3 separate regions of the Homo sapiens genome follow, and regions 2 and 3 are each linked to region 1. The links are chromatin contacts, found by Hi-C or POLR2A ChIA-PET in ENCODE. All regions are on one chromosome and are shown on one strand. Each heading gives the region's core, a stretch centred on a gene start or an enhancer-like site at or near the end of the contact. The rest is flanking DNA. Distances are from core to core; before and after follow the strand shown.

Region 1 (4,888 bases), core at 1,476-3,975:
AAATAAAATCCAGATTTCAATGTGAAGGTACTAATTTTTAGATGTTGGCAACTAAATTAATATAACAGTCTCTGACGCTCTGTGGGCAGCCACGCCCCAGTGTTGGTTTTAATGCTTCCTTCTCTCACAAGTGGGAGAACAAGGGAGTAAGAGATTGAGAGATGCATTCATTTTTAAGAGAAGAATCTCCTGTTGTGCTAAACATGGCCCAGTTTAAGGTACTATGGATATCTTCAGTTTCCATACAGAGATTCTGAATAGGTCCTCAGCCTGGAGGGGCCATGGAATGAGGCAGCCTCTTCCCTTTACTGCTGTGGTCTCCTCTCTGCTGCACAAGCTCCTGCCAAAGCCATGGGCATACTTTAGCGGATGGGCATACTCAGCCTGACAGATCACTAGAAACACGAACCAAGTAAGCAAAACAAACCACAGTGTAGTTATTTTACATGACTTGAATGAAATAAATCTGAACTACAGGTGAGTCATAACATAATAAAAGACTCAATTAGGTTCAGAACAACAGACCAGTGTTTTCCCTTGTCTTAGCAACTAGTTCACTAGAATCCTGAGCGAATATAAGGGAGATAAAAGACCTCGGTACCGGTTTTATCCTTTAGTGCAAGACCATTAATCTACTAGAAAATTAAGCCCAGGTTGCCAGTCAGGCAATTTCAGGGTCAATAATTCCGTTTTTTTGTTGTTGTTTTTTTGTGTTTTTTTTTTTTTTTTTTTTTTTTTTTTTTTTGAGACAGAGTCTCACTCTCGCCAGGCTGGAGTGCAGTGGCGTGATCTCGGCTCACTGCAACCTCCGCCTCCCAGGTTCAAGCAATTCTCCTGTCTCAGCCTCCCCAGAAGCCGGGAGTACAGGCGCCTGCCACCATACCTGGCTAATTTTTGTATTTTTAGTAGAGATGGGGTTTCACCTTGTTGGTTAGGCTGGTCTCGAACTCCTGACCTCAGGTGATCCACCCGCCTCAGCCTCCCAAAATGCTGGGATTACAGGCGTCAGCCACCGTGCCTGGCCCAATAATTCTTAAGTTACTAGGATACCAGTTAATGATACCGTTGTGGTCTAGAAGAGTGTATGCCCTACCCATTTGGATGACTCATTCCCAAAAAAGTGATTCCTTCAATAGCAAAATATTTAAAATTGCAAATCCTTTTCTAGATTAACAGCAGTTTTATTATATGCATTACTTTTAAGAAGTATATATACACACACACATGCTAAAGGAAATCCAGTGTCTTATTTAATACAAAAGAAAGCACCTATATATGAGACAGATGCATAAAACTTCCAACTTTTATAGCACATAAAACAATCTGATTAATCTCCAGGCTCAATTCTGAAAAGTACAGTAATTATGAGGCTGGAACTCAACTAAAAATTCCTAATGAATGGATTAGGCTGTTTATTTTTAATGTAGGAATGCCAAAAATTACTTAATACTTAGGTAGAAAATGGTGAAATGATTTCTCAAAAACATTATTGAACACTGCACCCATTTCCCAGTCAAGTGTCCTGAATAGGAAATTCAGTCCAGTACTTCACCCCTCTGTTAAGCCAAGCATTTAAGAGATTATCTTTCAGACTCCAGACCAGAGTGAGCTGGGTAAGAAATCCTCAAGCTGAGCACAGCGTAGCAAAGTTCCCATTTGGCTCCAGTTCTCACCTGTGCTAAACACAAAGGACAAACAAGCATATGAGACACAATTGACTTCTGCCCTCAAAATGTTTACCACCTGGAGAAAAAGCAGCAGGATGATACCAAGGGAGAAGTGCTGAAACTCGGGCCTGGGCAGCGGGGTGCACAGCAGAAAGTCATCTATAAGGGTCTGGGGGCTGCAGTGGAACAAGGCAGTACCAGCAGCAGGGCCAGAACTCAAGGCTGCAGAGACAGGTAAGAGGCAAGAAGACAAATGGACACATCTGGCTTTCTGTCCTGAAGGTGATGGAGAGGTACTGAAGGATCTTGAAAAAGTACGACTTGATCTGATTTTCACTTAATCAAATCACTCATGTGAAATAATGTGGCATACTGAGAAGCAGGAAAACAGCAAGATGAGAGGTTAGAAAGAAGTTGTAACAGTTCAAGAAAGACGGTAAAAATCCATACTAAATGAGGGACAGAGAAAAGGAGAAGCTATGAATGTTTATAAAGTAATCTCCATAGGATCAAGCTGCTTTCAAAACAATGGAGTATATGACAGAAAGGAATTGAGAACTGATGACCAGGAGGAAGGAGAACATTCTGTGTGTGAAGTGATACAGGGAGAGGGGGGCACAAAAAAATCCATTTTAGACAGGTTCAATTAAGATGCCTGTGCAACACCTACTAGAAAAGTCCAGTGGGCAGGTGGATAACAGAACCTAGATCTCAAAATACGTTTTAAGAGTTTTAGGCTAGAAAATCACTCTGGTGTTCGTGAGCAACGGCAGTTGAATCTTAAGTGCAAATGAGGTCACCAGGGAAAGGCTGCAGAATGAGAAAAGATGGTTGAGGACAGAGCCCTGGAGGAGGAGTGGGAACAGCAGCCTCCAAAGGAGATTAAGGCACGTACAAAAAGGTAGAAGAAAACCCAGACAACAGGGGAGGAGAGTGTTTAAGGTGATGGTGGTCAAGTGTCAAATGCTACAGAGATGTCAAGTAGGATAAGGCCTTAAAGAGCATTCCTCGAATTCATCCAATACAGTCCACTAGTGGCTCCTGCCGGCAGAGGCAGTGGCGTGAAGGCACAGAGCAGGCTGCAATGGGTTGCAAGTAGAGGGGAGGGGAGGAGAGGAAGCAGGAACAGTGTTTACCTACTTCTGTCTCCAGAGCTTTTGCTGTGGAGGGAACAAGAAAGTAGTAATTAGAGAAGACACAAGAGTGAAGAAGGGTTTGTTTTGCTCTTTCAGTTGGGAAAGGCCTAAATGTAACTATAGACTATCATGAAAGAGCTGAGTAATAAGGGAAAGGTTTAAGCTAACCAAAGGTTGAGAGTGGGGGAGTTGAGAACACCTCCTTCTGTGAGATTAAACAGAAAGAGACAAATGGTGGCTGCTATGATTTGGGGGCGGGGGTGGCACTGTAGGTAGAAAGAACTGAGAGAATTCATACCTGGTGCTTCCTTCTCTGAAAGGTAGGAAGCAAAGTTAAAGGTCTCAGTGCAAGCCACATGGCCACGAAGACCAAAACTGAGTTTTACTCATCCTGTCATTTGAATCACCCGTGCCACCCTATATTTGCATGACTCATCAGATGCCAACATGAAAGCAAGGCCATGTGGAAAAACAGCACACTTTAAATAAAAGTGTACATAAGCCATCATTACTCCACAGAAACCATGTTTTGTGGCAGATGGAGCGCTGGAACTAGGAGCCAGGGTCCAGGTTTCATGTCTCCATCTCTGCCATTTACTAGCTTAAATTAAATTTAGAGACTCAGTTCCACGGCATGTAAAATGGTGACTCCTGCCAACTGCCATACTTAACTCACAAGGTTACTGTGATAATCAAGAGAGAAACAAATAAGTGCTTTGGAAATTAAAGGGGAAAGGGCACTACAAGATTTTAGAGTGCGTACATTTTTATAAAGTGAACTGTTTACACCAGAGATTGCCAAGCCACGGGAATGCTGCTGTTCAGGAGTGAGCTCACAGAGCAACTAAGCCATCAGGCAGGGGTGGGGATGGTGGGCGGGGGGATGTTGAAGACAGCGGTGGGGGTTTAACACCATGGCAAACCCATTCTTAAAAGCTTGATAACCCCTAAGGAAATACTTTCTTTCACTAGGCTTTTCATTTGTTTACTTATTTTTAATACTTTAAAATCAAGTCTTAGGGGCTTTATTCACTTAGAACTCTTAACTGGGAATTAATGGTCCACTTGATCTAATTCCAACTTCATTTCTAAAGTACATTTCAATAAACAATACGATCAGTCTTCCTAACTCCCCAACATCACTAATTCCCCATTTTGATAACCCTCTGTCCAAATTCTTTTTCTTAAGGCCCAGTTCAAATTTCACTTCTACCACTACCAAGAGTTCCATAGTAGGAGTATGGAACTCATACTATGCACAAGGCACTGTCTTAAGTAATTCAAAGATTACCTCAGTATATTAGACCCACTTTACTTACAGACGAATAAACTGGTAACACAGGAAGGTTAGGTTCCTTGCCCAAAGTCTTACAGAATTATAAGCCCAAGCTGTACCACCTGCCATGAAGCCAAAATAATTCTCCGCCTTTTATTAATGATTCTTGTTTTTATCTAAATTACTCAATAAATAACTAAAGAATTTCAAAAGCTGGCCCTATCTTGCCACCAGGCCCATCTCCCCACTGCTCTCCTCTGCCCATGCCCAACCTCCTGGAGCCACAGGCCCTGCCACTCCCACTAGATTTCCCTCCGTGTCTTGCTTCTATGTCTTTTCTCTTCCTAAGCCTTTAGCCTGGATGTACCTTTCACCAGAGTGCAAAGTGCTTCAAAAGTCAACTCTTAAAAAAAAAATGTACAGCTTCTAATTTTGAAAGGCAATATAATGTAGGTGTTGTGGTTAAGACTGTGGACTCTGGAACCAGACTACTTGAGTCTGGATTTCAGATCCACTGGCAAAAGCCTCCAGAAGCTTGGACAACCAATCTCTCTGTACCTCTAAATCTCTCAGTAAAACAGGATGGTAACAGTACCCTACCACATGGGATCATCGTGAATATGAAATGAGTTAGCACCTATAAAGCATTTAGAATAGTTTTCATCATAAAGTGAACAAGGGGACTATGCCAGCAATGTATTATGAAGAGTTCCGTATTACCTTGCTCATACTGATTACACTTTGGATTTTTATGCTATGTCATAATAAATTTACTGTGCCTGTGTCTTTCTTTCCTATTAGCTCCCTTT
Region 2 (4,888 bases), core at 1,505-4,004, 100 kb after region 1:
GTTTTCCTTTAATTAAAAAAAAATGTAGAGGTCATCCCTCAGCTTTGTTTACAAGTAATGAGTCCAGCAGCCCCCATTTATCACCCCTGGAGATTCTTTTACACTTTGATGTGAAAAGAGTCAGGGCCCATTGTGATTTCAACTACTCCAACAGCAGTCCTTTCATTTGCAAACGAGGCCCTGGCCCCCAGTTAGAACCAACTGTCAGAAAAAAATTCATTGCCTTTCCTTCCAATTATTTATCAGAGACAGAGAAGAGAAGCTGGCTTTAAGACATCGCTCAAGAAAAGGTTCCCAGCACACCCCTAATGCATTCCTTACCTTCCCTGGTTCTTTCAGCCCAGAATGCCCCTTTCCCAAATTCCACAGCTCATGAAAGCCAACCTCTGCTTTCAAACCATCCCATCTGGAATGACTTTCTCCTTTCAGCTTTACACAAAACCCAAGTGGCCTAACGTTACTTATCGTTTAGGTGTCCCTCCCTTAGGGCAACTCTGCAATTTTCTGCAGAGCAAGGAAAGTACCAGCACTCTGACTTCCCTAACAGACACTCAACCATCCCAACAATGAGTTCAAAAGGCACCCATTTTTTCCCCCATCTCTACCAGTCTCTCACATTGGGAAAAAAAAAAAAAAAAGAGTATTAAGGAACTTTAAAAGGGAGTGAGGCTTTAAAGATTTATTCAACTATTTAAGAAGTGTGAAGTAGCAGACAAAAAGAGGAAGGGACCCAACACAATAAAGAGGTTTCTTTTTTTAATGTAAACTTTTAAAATTAAAAATAACACACATTTTTTAAAGTGTAGAGCTCACATATAAATTTTCACAAAATGATATACTCTTGTAACCAACACCCAGATCAAAACAGAATACCGGCACTCCTGGGCAATTTAACTATTTTAAGCAAAAAGAGTTATCTTGACTCTAACCAAGCTTTTAGTGCTAACTTCCATTCTTCAGGAAATACATGGGATAGGCTGACAGTTTCTCAATCTCAGCACTATTGACATTAGAAACCAGGAAATTATTTGTGGTGGGGGCTGTTCTGTGCATTGTAGATGTTTAATAACATCCCTGGCCTCTACTCACTAGATTGTGATGACTAAAAATCTCTCTAGACATTGTCAAATGTCCCCTGGAAGAGAGGGAGACAAAATTGTCCTCCGTTGAGAACTACTGCTATATCGAAACAAGTTAAACGCATTAATAGGAAACAAACAAATCCAAGAAGTAGGACATACATGCAACTGTTTCCTTAACTAGTAAATGCTCCCACCCCACAAGTAAATAGAGTAAATGCTGCTCTGGATTAAGACTCAAGAAACAAAACCTAATGCAATATGTGAACTTTGGTTTCCTTGGATCAAGATGAAGACAATTTTATTATTTATTATTTATTTTATTTTATTTTTTTGAGAGAGTCTTACTCTGTCTCCCAGGCTGGAGTGCAGTGGCACAATCTCGGCTCACTGCAACCTCTGCCTCCTGGGTTGAAGTGGTTCGCCTGCCTCAGCCTCCCGAGTAGCTGGGACTACAGGCACGTACCACCACACCCGGCTAATTTTTTATTTTCAGTAGAGACGGGGTTTCACCATGTAGGTCAGGCTGGTCTCGAACTCCTGACCCTCAGGTGATTTACCCACCGTGGCCTCCCAAAATGCTGGAATTACAGGCATGAGCCACCGCACCTGGCTAAAAACAATTTTAAAAGACATTTTAAAACAATCTAGAAAGTTTGGGGCCGGGCACGGTGACTCACGCCTGTAATCCCAGCACTTTGGGAGGCTGAGTTGGGCAGATCACTTGAGGTCAGGAGTTTGAGACCAGCCTAACATGGTGAAACCCCGTTTCTACTAAAAATACAAAAAATTAGCCAGGCATGGTGATGTGCACCTGTAATCTCAGCTACTCGGGAGGCTGAGGCAGAAGAATTGCTTGAACCTGAGAGGTGGAAGTTGCAGTGAGCCCAGATGGCACCACTGCACTCCAGCTTGGGCAACAAGAGTGAAACTCCGTTTCAAAAAAAAAAAAAAAAAAAGGAAAAAAAAAGAAAAAGTTCAGAGATAGACTAGGTATTAGACGAATCCAAGATGTTAATTTTATTAGGTGTGAGACGGGTATGTATTTAAGTAGGGAAATGTCCATATATTTTTAGAGATGCACATAAAGTATGAAGAAGTGAAATGGAATTTGCTTTAAAATAGTTCAGCAAAGAAAAAGAGGAAAAAGGATAGTTGTTTGTTTGTTTTTTTAAGTATGGCAAAATCAGGCTAGGCGCAGTGGCTCAGGGCTGGGCATGGTGGCTCACGCCTGTAATCCCAGCACTTTGGGAGGCTGAGGTGGGAGGATCACCTGAGGTCAGGAGTTTGAGACCAGCCTGGCCAACATGGTGAAACCCTGTCTCTATTAAAAATAAAAAATTAGCCAGGTGTGGTGGCATGCACCTGTAGTCCCAGATACTTGGGAGGCTGGGGCAGGAGAATTGCTTGAACCCAAGAGGCAGAGGTTGCAGTGAGCGGAGATCACAACACTGCACTCCAGCCTGGGCAACAGAGTGAGATTCCATCTCAAGAAAAAAGAAAAAAAAATTTCCAACCAAAAATGAACTAGTTGCCCCAGCATTCCCCACAGTCTGATTCACATACTCAGCTATGAAGGTCTCTCCAGGCTTTTGCTTTCTCCAGTAAAATTAGGCTACTGATATGAATACCTTACAGAGCATAGAAAACATGACTCAGATTTTGAAATAATGGTTCCCCAGCTTCTGCAAAACAGGAGAAACTGGAACTGAAATTCTCTTCTTCCTAAAGTAGGCTGACTAGTATGGCTTCAGAAGAAAAGTACTGTTATAATGGAAGGCCTCCAGAAAGAAAAATGGTTCTTTCCCACATCAAGACAGTATAAAATTAGTATCCCTACAAAGACAATGTTATCCCCAGCAATTCAACTCAGTGTTCATCTTATCTACCACCTGGACCAAGTTTAGCACCTAAAATGATATAATGCCAAATGCCTGGACTAGTGTCCACTATACTGAAGGCACAAAATAATTATTAATATTAATTCATTCTCCTCCAACTCTCAGCCTCAGCAGGGAGTTCAGGGCTAAAGACAGAGAAAAAGTACATGCAAATAAACAAAAGTGACCCCAGGCACAATGGCTTGTGAGCTTAAAATAAAGATGACTCCAAACAGAAACCTACCTTAGAGGCAAGCAATTCCTCTCCTAAACATCTGCCCAAAAGAAATAAAAACATATGTGGAACATTGCTCATAAAAACAAAAAAGTGGATACTACCTAAATGTCCATTAACTGATGAATAGTACAAGATGGCACATCTATGCAATGGAATATTATTTAGCAATAAAAAGGACTGAAAAACTGATACATGCTGTAATATGGATGAATCTTGAAAACTTTATCCTAAGAAGCCAGTCACAAAAATTAACATATTGTATGATTGCACTTATATAAAATGTCCAGAATAGGCAAAATTATTGAGGATTAATAGTTACCTGGGGCTGGGAATGAAAATGGGATTAACTGTAAACAGGTAGTTCCATCTAGATGAAAATGTTCTAAAGCTGGATTGTAGTAATGGTTGCACAACTCAGTAAAGTTACTAAAAATTAAACTGTATACTTAAAATAGCTTGTAAATTACACCTCAATAAAGTTACTTCTGTTGTTTTCTAAGATGACTATGCCACTTGTAGAAGAGTAAATACTATGTAGCAGTGTCTTCTTATATGCAAAATTTAGCTTTCCTTTTGGGAAATAACTAATTCCAAAAAAATATTTCCTCAGTTCTCAGGTAAGTCTGAATCTAAACTCTTCTAAACCCATCAAACTGAGTGACTCATCTTAAACTACATATGACAATGACACATACTTATCAGTTAGCAATCATTTTCTAAAATGAGGGAAAACAAGGTGTTTTGTATAAGAAATATTATTGCACTTGTAAATCAGGCCAGAAACTAGTTCACTTGAAAATGCAGGAAACCTTATTTCCTCATTTCACAATTCCAGGTGTGCACTATTTACAATGCCCAGGCCAATCACTATTTCAGGAAAACATGGCCTACAGCCATTAAACTCTCTAGTAAGCATCTAGAAGTTTGGCCCTTGATTTACTTGCACAAAGAAGATCTGTCCATATAATAGGTGTTAATCTGTTGAACACCTTGTAGCTTCCTCAATAATTGAGAATTCTTCTCAATTAGGAGAGTTAAACATCAATTCAAACTCGAAAAGGAGAGCTTCCAGGGGCTACAGTATTCCATCCTATATGATGCAAGGTTAACAAAATCCAATCCCTCAAATCTTCCCAAAAACTGAAAAGCATCTCAGCAAATCTCCTAAAACACTTCAGTACCCACTCTGAATGGCAGAAGACGATAAAATCATGTCCCACCCATTTGGTGGTATAGCCTGAAATGACATTTACTTCATTCTTATGGTTTATTTTAACATGTTTTCCCCCTGTCCTCAAGTAAAAAATTTCCCAGAATATATCCCAACTTTACTCTCTGGCTTCAGTTACCTGGGCCCAATTTCAGAAGAATGTAATTTAGCACACACTTTGTAAAAATTAATTTTAGTTTCAAGATTCCAAGGAGAAAATGAGACATTTCAAGCAGTTGATACAAAAGAGTAAGAAGGGGAACATGTTAGTGAAATGGCAAAAAGGCACATTCTCTCTTTCAATAAGGAAAAAGAAATTAGAAAGTCCAAGCAAAGCAAAAGCACTATTCAAAGATGAAGCAATTTAAAATTTGGCGTTTGAACAATTTATTCAGTTAATGATAGTTCATTAGTCCTAATCAATATGAACATTCTGTTCAAGTGGTATTTGAGTTGACGCTGGAGGAGAAATAAAATCCTA
Region 3 (4,888 bases), core at 840-3,339, 65 kb after region 1:
TTTCTTAGTACAGAACAAAATGAAAAGTCTCCCATGTCTACCTCTTTCTACACAGACACAGCAACCATCCGATTTCTCAATCTTTTCCCCACCTTTCCCCCCTTTCTATTCCACAAAACCGCCATTGTCATCATGGCCCGTTCTCAATGAGCTGTTGGGTACACCTCCCAGACGGGGTGGTGGCCAGGCAGAGGGGCTCCTCACTTCCCAGTAGGGGCGGCCGGGCAGAGGTGCCCCTCACCTCCCGGACAGGGCGGCTGGCCGGGCGGGGGCCTGACCCCCCCACCTCCCTCCCAGACGAGGTGGCTGCCGGGCAGAGACGCTCCTCACTTCCCAGACGGGGTGGCTGCTGGGCGGAGGGGCTCCTCACTTCTCAGACGGGGCGGCTGCCGGGCGGAGGGGCTCCTCACTTCTCAGACGGGGCGGCCGGGCAGAGACGCTCCTCACATCCCGGACGGGGCGGCAGGGCAGAGGTGCTCCCCACATCTCAGACGATGGGCGGCCGGGCAGAGACGCTCCTCACTTCCCAGATGGGATGGCGGCCAGGCAGAGACGCTCCTCACTTTCCAGACTGGGCAGCCAGGCAGAAGGGCTCCTCACATCCCAGACGATGGGCGGCCTGGCAGAGACGCTCCTCACTTCCCAGACGGGGTGGCGGCCGGGCAGAGGCTGCAATCTCGGCACTTTGGGAGGCCAAGGCAGGCTGCTGGGAGGTGGAGGTTGTAGCGAGCCGAGATCACACCACTGCACTCCAGCCTGGGCACCATTGAGCACTGAGTGAAGGAGACTCCGTCTGCAATCCCGGCACCTCGGGAGGCCGAGGCTGGCGGATCACTCGAGGTTAGGAGCTGGAGACCAGCCCGGCCAACACAGCGAAACCCCGTCTCCACCAAAAAAATACGAAAACCAGTCAGGCGTGGCGGCGCGCGCCTGCAATCGCAGGCACTCGGCAGGCTGAGGCAGGAGAATCAGGCAGGGAGGTTGCAGTGAGCCGAGATGGCAGCAGTACCGTCCAGCTTCGGCTCGGCATCAGAGGGAGACCGTGGAAAGAGAGGGAGAGGGAGACCGTGGGGAGAGGGGGAGGGAGGGAGAGGGGGAGGGAGAGGGGGAGGGGGAAGGGGGTAGATTTTTCTAACTGCCTGTTTGTTTTTTGAGAAAAGGTCTCATTCTGTTGCCCAGGCTGAAGTGCAGTGCTGCAATTTCAGTTGACTGCAGCCTCGGTCTCCAGGGCTCAAGCAATCCTCCTACCTCAGCCTCCTGAGTAGCTGGGGCTACAGGCACACAACACCACACCTGGCTAATTTTTTGTAAAGACTAGGTTTTACCATGTTGCCTAGGCTGATCTCAAACTCCTGGACTCAGGTGATCCACCTGCCTTGGCCTCCCGAAGTGCTGAGATTACAAAGTGTGAGCCACCATGCCTGGCCTGGAGACAGTTTCTTACAGGATATCTAACACCCTTCCCAATTTGGACCAACTTCAGTAGCCTTATCATCCACCAAACCTCTCTCTGTCCCCTCCCCGCTTTCCCATGAACACCCTCCAGCCCCACAGTTCTCTAATGCCACCAACCTTTGCAGACAGTATTTTCTCTTCATTAGAATGCCCCTTTCCCTCTGCTCCAGCTGAAGACCCCTTACCATTATCTAAACTCTAACAAATGCAGCTCTTCTCAGAAGCCTTCTCTGATAGCTTATCCTTCACTCTACCTAACACAAGCTCCTAGTTCTCATGCATATCAAGTCATGATGCTGGATGGATCAAGGGGAGTGTTTGCTTGTTTGAGCAGAAAGGCAGCCAAAACCAATGCAGCCAAAAGATAATTTCTGAAGCAGAGAACTGTGAAGAACTCTGCTACAGTTGCAGCTGCTAAGATTTCCTTTTACACATGTGTTTGCAGGTGAGATCTGCCCCCAGATTGCATAATCTGGGGTTCTCTCATTACACAATCAGTGGACTCTGATCCAGATCCACAAATGGAGCAAGTGAGGATCAATGAACAATTTCCAACATTTCAAAAAATCCAAAGGAAACCACATATTTGACCATGAGAAGTGTGTGAAGGACTCCGCTCTGGGCCTTCCTGGAGCTTATGCCAACTCAGTGTGCCAGCACCAGTGAGCCCACAGTGATCAGGAAGTCGAATTAGCAACTTCGTGTGTTTTGATTAATTCAAGTAAGAAAACAAATGTTTGTTTAAATATAGTTTATTTAGTAGGGGGACTCTTTTTTAGTGCCTTCTGGCAATTTAGTGTGCAGTTGAGTTAGAACCTGTGTTTTAGTGCCTTGTTACTTAAAGTAAGGCTGCAGAGCAGCAGCTCTAACATGAGAGGCCTATAAGAAATGCAGTTTTAGGTCCCATCCCAGATTTCCTGAATCAGAATCTGCATTTTTATATTTTTAATGTATTATTATTTTTTAAGACGGAGTCTCGCTCTGTCTCCCAGGCTGGAGTGAAATGGCACGATCTCAGCTCACTGCAAACCTCCACCTCCTGGGTTCACATGATTCTCCTGCCTTAGCCTCCCGAGTAGCTGGAATTACAGGCACACATTACCATGCCCAGCTAATTTTTTGTATTTTTAGTAGAGATGGGGTTTCACTATGTTGGCCAGGCTGGTCTCGAACTCCTGACCTCATAATCCACCCACCTCAGCCTCCCAAAATGCTGGGATTACAGGCATGAGCCACCATGCCCAGCCCAGAATCTGCATTTTAACAAAATTCAAAGGTGATTCATATACTCATTGAACTCTGAGAAGCACAGTACTATAAAATCTATGACATTTAGGAGTTCCATAAACTCTCAAAGACAAGTGTCCACAATTACTACCATTATTCAGTTTGAAACAGTCTCTGAACAGTATTGTGGCATAGTCATCTATGAGTTATGGGCTTTTCCTGCCCTTGAAACTATCCCTAAATTTTCCTGAACACATATCAGGAAAGGGGAAGGATTTAAGAACTGGAAGATAGGAGATATTCCTCAATCTCTGCAGGGATGTTTTCCTCATTTGTGGGAGAAAAAAACTACATATATAGGCAAGCCACAATGATCAGTAAATTGCAGCTTATTAGTTATACTAAGATCTGGTCTCCTCACACATAAAAGAGGTTACATCAACTACTGGCACTTTCTGTGATACCTAGCCTGTCGTAAATGTGCTGTTTTTATTCCTAGCAAATGTTTGAATCCAAGCAAAACCTAATTGGAGGTATGGATTTTACCTTCCATCTGAGGACTGAGGCTGCCTTCCAAAAAGTTAGGGGAGTTTTATTTGAGGCTTCTTGGCTGTGGACTCTGTTTCCTACCTAGGTCACATGTAAAACAGGAAGATTAAAACTAAATCAAATCAACATTTATTGAGCATTTATTACGTCTAAAGCTCATGCAACCCTATAGGAAAGCATGTTTTTTAAAAAATCTTTGTCTTCTAAGAACTTACTCACTCAAAGAAAGGGCTACTCCATTTTCTAAATCCTACATGTCTTGAAATTACAATTAATCTAGAGAACAAAAAGCTGATTAATAACCAATTATACATATTTTCACGATCAAGGATTTATATGTTATTGAGCTGATTAAATCTTGTCATTTTATACATCATGTTTAAGAATTCATTTAAGAAAATTACAGAAGTTATAGCAACAGAGTTTTTCAGGTTTACAGTATTTCCTACGTTCTCAGAAAGGAGGGGTCTTCCCTTGCTAATACAATTATAACTTTGTCAAGGTGAGAACTTGCAGCTGGGAACTATGCTCCCAACTGACAGACTTGTTAGTGCCCTTACAAGTCACTGACACCTCAAAGCTGGCCAGCTTCATGCCTTAAAACGCTTAACAACTTAATGGGTCCCTACACTGTCACTTGGGAATTCACATAAAGATGACTTTCTTCCAAATATGATAATGTTCCCTCAGTACACGTGGTTGAGACACTTAGTAACAATCTTAGATACCACAGTCCAGCAAAATGGCAAGGAAGGTGTTAGGAATTAATTTTGTAAGTAATATGAATTTACTGAGCATGCACAATATTCCTGGCTCTAAGTGCTTCACCCATATTAAATTAATTCCAAGCCTTTAAGCCAAGTACAATGTCACCATCCTTGCTTCAGAGATAAGAAAAATGAGGCCCCAAGAAAATGGGCAATTTTCTCAGTCATGCAAACTGGTAAGTGGTGGGACTGAGATATGACCCTGCACTCGAGAGTCCATAATCTTCACCACTATGCTGCACAGCCTCTCTTGATAAGCTATTGTTACACTCTTGAGGAAGCAGTCATAGAATCCTATGACTTTTTACAAGCCTTTGGAAAATCACTTTTCCTGATACCTAGATATGTTTCAGCACAGCACTCCCAAATTTGATGTTACTTTCAAGCTCAGCTAGACGACTTCTGCAAAAGGCAAAATAGTAATGTATTATCATGGTTGGTTTGGTTTTCTCGAGAAGTGTCTGAAGGTTGAAAGAAAATTCAATAAATAGGACCAAAGCATCTACCATATTTCAATAATGGAAAAGGATGTAAAAAAAAAAAAAAAAAAAAGCAATTTGAAGTAAACATGAAAACCCAGTCCTGTTGGATTAATTTGTTGATTTATTTTCCAGATGTTTCAGGTACCAACACTAAAGTCTCTGTGGTGATTAGCAAGCCACACTAAAGATGTAGTTAAGGGATGTCCACTGCACCCACATCCTTTAAAAAAAAACGTAGTAAAAAGTCTCAGAGCTGAGAGTTAATGTTACTGAGTCTTAAGGGTAGTAGCCACAGTTATGGAGGCTGGTATCCTCTAGGACAATCATTTTGTGACTATAAAGCGATTTTAAAAGAACCTGGGTCAAAACAATTTCAACAGTATTTTTCTCTTTTGTAAACAAATATAT

What was found. Hi-C counts contacts between places; a loop is a spot of excess contacts on that map. ChIA-PET counts read pairs that join two places held with the same protein, here RNA polymerase II (POLR2A). Pooled maps may share reads with other maps.
Region 2: a pooled map shows a loop between it and region 1 (3-fold over the local background). The contact joins two enhancer-like sites. A Hi-C loop is called at or near these places in 6 of 50 pooled maps. POLR2A ChIA-PET finds 5 or more read pairs at or near these places in 10 of 52 experiments (A673, B cell, GM12878 and 6 more).
Region 3: a map of endothelial cell of hepatic sinusoid shows a loop between it and region 1 (4-fold over the local background). The contact joins two enhancer-like sites. A Hi-C loop is called at or near these places in 39 of 168 maps with a recorded cell type or tissue (CD14-positive monocyte, CD4-positive, alpha-beta T cell, Calu3 and 23 more), 18 of 37 single-sample maps with no recorded cell type and 35 of 50 pooled maps. POLR2A ChIA-PET finds 5 or more read pairs at or near these places in 24 of 52 experiments (AG04450, CD4-positive, alpha-beta T cell, GM12878 and 18 more).

The regions. Positions count from the first base shown.
Region 1 is chr4:87,056,693-87,061,580 of GRCh38, reverse strand. All of the region lies in intron 4 of AFF1 (ALF transcription elongation factor 1), which reads right to left. Among named protein-coding and RNA genes, the nearest start is that of AFF1, 120 kb to the right of the region's middle. RefSeq lists an enhancer at 2,759-2,848. Within about 2 kb of position 2,725, at least 10 of the 41 ENCODE cell types and tissues checked have a DNase peak (open chromatin) inside an H3K27ac peak, as active enhancers do.
Region 2 is chr4:86,955,242-86,960,129 of GRCh38, reverse strand. The region is part of intron 2 of AFF1 (ALF transcription elongation factor 1); the gene reads right to left. Among named protein-coding and RNA genes, the nearest start is that of AFF1, 23 kb to the right of the region's middle. RefSeq lists enhancers at 1-237, 238-910, 1,620-2,203, 2,731-2,780. Within about 2 kb of position 2,754, at least 4 of the 41 ENCODE cell types and tissues checked have a DNase peak (open chromatin) inside an H3K27ac peak, as active enhancers do.
Region 3 is chr4:86,991,497-86,996,384 of GRCh38, reverse strand. The region is part of intron 2 of AFF1 (ALF transcription elongation factor 1); the gene reads right to left. Among named protein-coding and RNA genes, the nearest start is that of AFF1, 59 kb to the right of the region's middle. Within about 2 kb of position 2,089, at least 4 of the 41 ENCODE cell types and tissues checked have a DNase peak (open chromatin) inside an H3K27ac peak, as active enhancers do.